Regions from separate parts of the Homo sapiens genome. Here all the other regions are linked to region 2. The links are chromatin contacts, found by Hi-C in ENCODE. All regions are on one chromosome and are shown on one strand. Each heading gives the region's core, a stretch centred on a gene start or an enhancer-like site at or near the end of the contact. The rest is flanking DNA. Distances are from core to core; before and after follow the strand shown.

Region 1 (2,700 bases), core at 71-2,570, 280 kb before region 2:
AGTGCTCTCATTCTCTTATACTCTATGTCCAATCTATGGCGAAGCCTGTCTTCCCCGTCTTCCAAATGATTTCTGAATCTGGCCACTCCTTACCACCTCCACAGCTACCATACCCTCCCTAGCTCCCTGCCTCCCACGTGTTGGCCTAGAGACCCCTCATCACAGGGGTCATGCCCTTCCTCTGCTCCATGCCTCCCAATGGCTCCCATGTCCCCAGAATACCCAGAGCTTTACCGTGGCCAACCCACATGGTCCTGCCCATGTCACCTCGCTGTCATATGTGCACGCACACATACAGACAGAGCCTAACTCTCTGTGGCCACCTGGATCCTTGCTAGTCCACCAACGAGCCAAGCACACTCCCACCCAGGGGCCTCTGAACTTACTTTTTCCACCAACTGCTACGTTCTGCTCCCACATATCTGCATGGCTCCCTTCCTTCTGGTCCCTACTCAACCATCACCTTGAGGGGGAACAGAGTGGCAAGTCCACCCCCCAACATCCCAGTGTTCCTAACCCTTTAGGCTTCCCTGTCTTCTTCATGAAACAGACCACCTTGAATATTATACATTTGTCACTGATATCTTCTCCACTAGAATGTAAGCTCCATGAAGGCAGGGGCTTTGCTATACTCACTGTGGTATCCCCAGTGCCCGAATCAGTGCCTGGCATGGTCAATAGACATTTATTAGGCGAATGAGTAAAGAAGGGAAGGAAAGATGGAGGAGTGCTGTAACTGTGGATTTCCCTCCCTTTCCTTCCTCCTCCGGCTCACAGCAATGATGGGAGGGGGCCTTTTCAGTTTCCAAAGCCCTCTCTCCCCTACACACTCATTTACTCCTCACAACAAACCTAGAAGATATATAAGGGAATGCGTTATTATCTCACTTCACAGACAAGGGGTCTGAGGCCAAGGCAGCCCAGTGACGTGGACACAAGGCTGATGGCAGGCTGCCCCTTTCCAAGCCAGTGCCAGCACCAGGGGGCAGGAGGCTAACCCCCTCCTAGATCTGACTTGACCTTCCATTCTGCCCCCCAGGAGGACCAGGGCCCAACCCTGAAAGGTGGGAGTTAGAACAGGAAGCCACAGGTCCCAATTGCCAGCACCTTCCTGTGTCCCACCCAGAGGCCACTCTTCTGGAAGGAGGGTAAGACTCCTCAGACCAGCTCTGTCTCTGTGCACCCCAGGCTCCCTCCTCTGAAAATCACCAAGGAGCAGACCCTACGTCCATCTGTGACTGCCGTGATGCCTGCCTGCAGAGGGATTTGCTTCTTGCCTAAGATCTGGCACAGCCCAGTGGCGCTGCCAAGCCAGGCCACTAGGTGGTGTCCCAGAGCTCAGGCCCTGGCAGCTCCCAGGGAAAGGGCCAGAGTGGCTTTTCTCTCAGAACCCAAGAATGTGCCCCACCCCCACCCTTGGCCTGATTAAAAGGGAGAAGAACCACCCAGTTGCCTCAGGGGTCTTAGCACCCAAGACCCGCAGAGTTGTCAAATCATTTAATCCTAGGCAGGAAATCTTTGGCACATGTGCCACCACCTTCTAGCCCTCATCCTTGGCAGACATCACTAATCCACCCAGGTATTACTGTCCTACAGAACACACACAACCTCAGAACCCTTTGCAACACCGCCTCTGTGCAAGCCACGACCAAGTGATTAGAACTGGCATGCAAGACAAGCCACTTGCCAGCGCTCTCATTTCCCGTATGAGGACACGCAGGCCAGGCTCACTCTGTCTCATTGGGAATCCAGGCTGCAAAAGCCAGTGGGGCCAGAATGAGGTCATATGACCCTGGGAGGCTTGTGTAACCATGGTTGAGTCCTGCGGAAACCTCAAGTGTGTAATGGCAGAGGCTGCTGGGCTGGGGCAGCTGCATTCTCGGCCAATTGTCACCTCAGAGCGGGTGGGGTGCAGGGAAATCTGCCTGAGCTTCTTGGCTTCAGAGCTGAAGAGGCCCCAAAAGGGGGTGAAAGGAAGGGAAGAGGAGAGCAAGAGACAGAGGCTCTCAGGGTATGTGTGTGTGTGTGTGTGTGTGTGTTTCAGGCAGCCCTGACAGAGACGCCTTGTCCTCCTGCCCCTGCAAAGGCTTGTTTTCTTCCCAAGCTATTAATGTCGCTGCAGCTTCAAAAGCCGGGTGACCTTTAAACGCTGAGCCTCCTGCTCCTGCCCAAGGCTCGGAAAAGGCTTAATGGAAACTCGACCCAAATGGCCACAGCTGCCGGGGCTGCAACAAAGCCAGCCTCATTCCCGAGGCCCCCAGAGCTGCTGGGCAGCCACACCTGTGCCCACCCCCAGGCAGCCAGGAAGGGCAAAGAGGACCCTCGGGCACAGCCATTGGAGAAAAGAGGCCACTGGACCTTAGGGGAGGAGGAGGAGGAGCAGGGGAGAGACAGACAATGCTGTCATGCGCTGCTGTGTGACCTTGGGTACTTCTCTGGACCACTCATCTCTTCTACATCTGTAAAACACGAGAATTTGGCAGGGCACAGTGGCTCACGCCTGTAATCCCAGCACTTTGGGAGGCCAAGGCAGGTGGATCACGAGATCAGGAGTTCAAGACCAGCCTGGCCAAAATGGTGAAACACCGTCTCTACTAAAAATACAAAAATTAGCCAGGCATGGTGGTGGGTGCCTGTAATTCCAGCTACTCGGGAGGCTGAGGCAGAGAATTGCTTGAACCTGGGAGGTGGAGGTTGCAG
Region 2 (2,700 bases), core at 137-2,636:
AATCTTTGAAAGGCAGGTTGTATATACTTCTGGATGGCGTTAAGATTTCAGGAATGTATATTCCAGCACCCACTTGTAAACGATCCAGAGACAAGACAGCACCTAGTATAATGGTCTACACATAAGGATGCTCATCATATGGGCCTAAAACCTTGGTTCTGAGCCCCTGAGCCCTGAAAGGGAAAGTAGTGACTTCATGTATCTGTGTCTGTGGTTCATTTTCTTCAGGTGTATGGAGAAAACACCATGGAAACAGGGAACCTCACGTGGGTATCAGACTTTGTCTTCCTGGGGCTCTCGCAGACTCGGGAGCTCCAGCGTTTCCTGTTTCTAATGTTCCTGTTTGTCTACATCACCACTGTTATGGGAAACATCCTTATCATCATCACAGTGACCTCTGATTCCCAGCTCCACACACCCATGTACTTTCTGCTCCGAAACCTGGCTGTCCTAGACCTCTGTTTCTCTTCAGTCACTGCTCCCAAAATGCTAGTGGACCTCCTCTCTGAGAAGAAAACCATCTCTTACCAGGGCTGCATGGGTCAGATCTTCTTCTTCCACTTTTTGGGAGGTGCCATGGTCTTCTTCCTCTCAGTGATGGCCTTTGACCGCCTCATTGCCATCTCCCGGCCCCTCCGCTATGTCACCGTCATGAACACTCAGCTCTGGGTGGGGCTGGTGGTAGCCACCTGGGTGGGAGGCTTTGTCCACTCTATTGTCCAGCTGGCTCTGATGCTCCCACTGCCCTTCTGTGGCCCCAACATTTTGGATAACTTCTACTGTGATGTTCCCCAAGTACTGAGACTTGCCTGCACTGACACCTCACTGCTGGAGTTCCTCAAGATCTCCAACAGTGGGCTGCTGGATGTCGTCTGGTTCTTCCTCCTCCTGATGTCCTACTTATTCATCCTGGTGATGCTGAGGTCACATCCAGGGGAGGCAAGAAGGAAGGCAGCTTCCACCTGCACCACCCACATCATCGTGGTTTCCATGATCTTCGTTCCAAGCATTTACCTCTATGCCCGGCCCTTCACTCCATTCCCTATGGACAAGCTTGTGTCCATCGGCCACACAGTCATGACCCCCATGCTCAACCCCATGATCTATACCCTGAGGAACCAGGACATGCAGGCAGCAGTGAGAAGATTAGGGAGACACCGGCTGGTTTGAGAGTGACAATGGTAGGTTTCTTCTCTTTGGCTTTGTTTTCCCTTTGTGAAGTGGAGAGGGAGCTACTACCTTTGCTCTCTTCATAGTGTGTTGAGGTTCATCATAGCAGGGAATGAATTTTGAAACTAAGCAACTTCGTGTTTTAGGAAAAAAGAAAGTATCCTCTTTGGTGGTTAAGGTTTGTGATAAAGAGTTTTAACACACTCGCAACAATGAGAATTGTTCACATGGCCCCTGAAAACCACACCTTCCTTTTCACCTTCTTGGTGGACAGTTTCCTGTTGACAGCATTTCCCCTGTGCGAACATTTCTATTTTCCGTATTTTGAGCTCTCTTCCCAATATTTCCTTTTGGTGTGAGTCTGGGTTGTTGGGAACAGCACAGAATTTGGAGTCTTAAGCTCTAAATTAGAGGCCCTGACCCATCATTGACCAAACTGATGACTTCGAGTAAGCCACCCAGCTTTTCTTGGCCTCATGATTTCTCCCTCACCAATTTGCTTAAATTAGTATGTGCCCCTAAAATATTCTATGTTTGTTATGAGATTCAAATAAAAAAATTTTGTGATAAAACAACAAGTAAATCATATAACTATATGTTATCTTCCAAGCTTTTAAAAATGATTGTATTTTATTTTCAAATATGAAATTATTATGAGTATTCAAGCTTTTTCTCTCTATATTTACATTTTAATATAATATACAAATTTTGAATAAAAGATCATGGGCAATGCATGCACATTATGAAACTTATGTCATTATGTATAAATGCTCATGTATACACTACTCGATTCAAGAACCAGAAGTTACCAATAACTTGCCTTCACCTGTATTGTCCTCTCCATTGTGTTCACCTTGATTCCTATCCAGAAGAAATCACTCTGTTGAATTTCATGTTTATCACTTCATTGCTTGTATAAAATAGTTTCATCACTTTTTTTACATAAACAGTATATTGTTTTGCTACTTTGGAGTTTTATAAAGATATTGTACTGTACATAATATTCTGGGATTTGCTTTTTTCACTCCATGTTATGTTTCTAACATAACATGTTGATGTTTGGCTCTAATTCATTCATTTGCTCTGCTGTAGAATATTCCACTGTGAAAATAAGTTTATTTGGGTTGTTTCCAGGTTTTGGCTATTGGAGAGTGCTTTTTTTGAGACGAAGTTTCACTCTGCTGCCGAGGCCGGAGTTCACTCATCACCACACCCAGCTAAGTTTTGCATTTTCAGTAGAGATGGGGTTTCTCCATGTTGGAGTTGTGACCATTATTGCCTAAACTATTTTTACTGCGCCTTTCTCTCCTCTTCTTCCAGGATTCTCATTATGTGTGTGTCTTGGTATCCTTGATGGTGTCTCACAGGCTTCTGAGCCTATGTTCATTTTCGTTTATTCTTCTTTTTGCTCCTTAGACTGGATGATTTCAATTGACCTATAATATCTCTAGACCTCTGATTCCGAAATGCCATCATAGAGGAAAATTGGATTCACTCCCCGACTTCCACAGAACCAAAAACAAATATATA
Region 3 (2,700 bases), core at 41-2,540, 260 kb before region 2:
GCTTTGCTCTGTTACCATGGCCACCACCAATCCAGCTGAGACCCTCAGCCTCCCAAGCCCGCTTCCCTGATGCCTTCAAGCTCCTCTTGCCGTCTCCCTCCCATTTTCTCCCTATGCCACCAACGGAAGAGCAGGCCAGGTCCCCTCCGAACTCCTCAGTCTCTTATGTAAAGATCACATCCCTCCCTCTGCATCAGCGGTCCTCATGCTCAGCAAGCATCACTGTCACCTGGAGGGCTGGTTAAACACACATTGCTGGCCTCCACCCCCAGAGTTCCTGATTCCCTGGGTCTGGGGTGAGGTCCAAGAATCTGCTATCTAACAAGTTGTTAGGCGATGCTGGCACCACTGGTCCAGGGACCACACCTGTCTCCCTAACTAAGCCCTGTCCATCCTTCAAGACCTCGCTCAAGTTCCCCTGTCCCATGAGGCAATCTCTGAGAACTTCAGCCAATATTGATCTCTCTCTTCCCTTCCAGAGCACCTGTTCCTCTTAAGGGTGGTTTGGTAGATGGGGAGATCACTTAGCGGCCATAATCAGGGGCAGTGTAGCACTTCATCACCTGCTGTCTTGTGTGGCTGGCTCTCCTTCATCCTACCAGCTCTCTTTTTTCTTTTTTCTTTTCTTTTTTTGAGATGGGGTCTTGCTCTGTCACCCAGGCTGGAGTGCAGTGGTGCAATCTCAGCTCACTGCAATCTCCGCCTCCCAGGTTCAAGCAATTCTTCTGCCTCAACCTCCCGAGTAGCTGGGATTACAGGCGTGCGCCACCACACCTGGCTAATTTTTGTATTTTCAGTAGAGATGGGATTTCACCATGTTGGCCAGGCCTGACTCAAGTGATCTCCTGATCTCAAGTGATCCGCCCTCTTCTGCCTCCCAAACTGCTGGGATTACAGGCATGAGCCACCGTGCCCGTCCCTATCAGCTCTTAAGGGCAGACTGGGACAGACATTTCTTAAGTGATTCCTCATTAACCAGGAGGCATTCCTCATGTCCCAGGTGAACTGAATCTGTTTCATTCTCAGGCACCCCAGTGACATTCACAAACAGACTTCTAATTATTCACTCGCTCATTCACTGGCAGTCAAAAAACACTTACTGAGCACCTACTGTATGTCAGGATGCGCAAGATAAAAACCTCTTTTCTTCACAGAGGCCAAGAATTACAACAGCATGAATGGCAGAAGCCTACAGAAGGTGCTCTGTGAGGATCCCTCCCAACCGCAGCCCAACGCCCCCACCCCTGGCCCTGGAGACCGCTACACACACACAACCTTGGCCCCAGTTGCAGGTGCTGGTGCCTGCCAACAAGCACACACAGTTGCAGTCACACCCTCGTGTAACCATGGTGAGGATTTGGCTGCCGGTCATAGGCTCCATTGTTCCCCAGCTAAGCCACCCTGGACTCGGGGACAGGATTTATGGGCAGACATTGTTAGGAGAACAGATGTTCGGGCAGGCAGGCCTGGGACCCGCTGGAGGGAGTCAAGAAGACACTACCTCCTAATTAATAGGCGGTAAATGTCTGAGGAACAGACTCCTGTCCCATTTCTTCAAACATCTGGGGTTCCGGACACTTAGGCCCTCTGCCAGGTGAGACATTTGGAGCAGGCTGAAGAGATCATAGATTCTGGAAGGTAGATGTTGGTTTCTCTGTGATCTTGGACAACTTTTTACTTGTTTGTGCCTCAGTTTCACTATCTACTAATATTTACTACTTAAAAAAAATAGTAAAGCCAAAAAAAAAGATGATAAAGACACCGTTTGGAAGAATAAAGGGAGAGTAAAAAACAAACAATAATAACGCCACTGTGTAAAAATAAACTGCAAAAAGACCACTCAGGGAAGCTCCATCAATGCCTTGGCAGGAAAATTCTAAACGTATACAGGCCTACCTGGCACACTGATTCTCAACTAGAGGGGTGCATCAGAATCTCCGGGGAGCCTTTTTCTTTCTTTCTTTTTTCAGAGACAGGGTCTCACTCTGTCACCTAGGCTGTATGTAGTGCAGTGGTGCGGTCATAGCTCATCGTAGCCTCAACCTCCTGGGCTCAAAAGCGATCCTCCCACCTCAGCCTCCAGAGTAGCTAGGCCTACAGGCTCATACCAGGACCAGCTGCTTACATTAAAACAAATTTTTGTAGAAACTGGGTGTCTCCGGGCACAGTGGCTCACACCTGTAATCCCAGCACTTTGGGAGGCCGAGGCGGGTGGATTACCTGAGGTCAGGGGTTCAAGACCAGCCTGGCCAACATGGTAAAACCCCGCCTCTACTAAAAATACAAAAAAATTAGCTGGGCGTGGTGGCAGGTGCCTGTAATCCCAACTACTTGGGAGGCTGAGGCAGGAGAATCGCTTGAATCCCAGAGGCGGAGGTTGCAGTGAGCCAAGATCACGCCATTGCACTCCAGCCTGGGCAACAAGAACAAGACTCCATCTCAAAAAAAAAAAAAGGAAAAGAAACTGGTCTCACTATGTTGCCCAGACTTATCTCCATCTCCTGGGTTCAAGCACTCCTGCCTCAGCCTCCCAAAGTGCTAGGATTACAGGCATGAACCACTGTGCCAGCCTCTGGGGTGCTTTTTAAAGAAAAAGGCCCATGTGTCTTTGTCAATTCTACTGAATCAGAATTTCCTGAGGTGCACCCAAACCCCATCCCCAAGATCCCAAGTAAGTCAAAGAGGAGTGCAGGGAGGAGC

What was found. Hi-C counts contacts between places; a loop is a spot of excess contacts on that map. Pooled maps may share reads with other maps.
Region 1: a map of CD4-positive, alpha-beta memory T cell shows a loop between it and region 2 (14-fold over the local background). The contact joins two enhancer-like sites. A Hi-C loop is called at or near these places in 4 of 168 maps with a recorded cell type or tissue (CD4-positive, alpha-beta T cell, CD4-positive, alpha-beta memory T cell, CD8-positive, alpha-beta T cell and 1 more) and 8 of 50 pooled maps.
Region 3: a map of CD8-positive, alpha-beta T cell shows a loop between it and region 2 (3-fold over the local background). The contact joins the promoter of CUEDC1-AS1 here to the enhancer-like site in region 2. A Hi-C loop is called at or near these places in 2 of 168 maps with a recorded cell type or tissue (CD8-positive, alpha-beta T cell and naive thymus-derived CD4-positive, alpha-beta T cell) and 4 of 50 pooled maps.

Annotation. Positions count from the first base shown.
Region 1 is chr17:57,891,336-57,894,035 of GRCh38, forward strand. All of the region lies in intron 1 of CUEDC1 (CUE domain containing 1), which reads right to left. Among named protein-coding and RNA genes, the nearest start is that of CUEDC1-AS1, 19 kb to the right of the region's middle. RefSeq lists enhancers at 1,233-1,974, 1,635-1,684. Within about 2 kb of position 1,321, at least 35 of the 41 ENCODE cell types and tissues checked have a DNase peak (open chromatin) inside an H3K27ac peak, as active enhancers do.
Region 2 is chr17:58,169,410-58,172,109 of GRCh38, forward strand. OR4D2 (olfactory receptor family 4 subfamily D member 2) reads left to right here. Exons shown (of 2, transcript NM_001004707.4): 2 at 229-1,707. The coding sequence starts at 247. The coding sequence ends at 1,170. Among named protein-coding and RNA genes, the nearest start is that of OR4D2, 3.8 kb to the left of the region's middle. Within about 2 kb of position 1,387, at least 2 of the 41 ENCODE cell types and tissues checked have a DNase peak (open chromatin) inside an H3K27ac peak, as active enhancers do; they include CD8-positive, alpha-beta T cell, where a contact is called at or near this core.
Region 3 is chr17:57,910,888-57,913,587 of GRCh38, forward strand. CUEDC1-AS1 (CUEDC1 antisense RNA 1) reads left to right here and starts at 1,291. Exons shown (of 2, transcript XR_001752948.2): 1 at 1,291-1,594. All of the region lies in intron 1 of CUEDC1 (CUE domain containing 1), which reads right to left.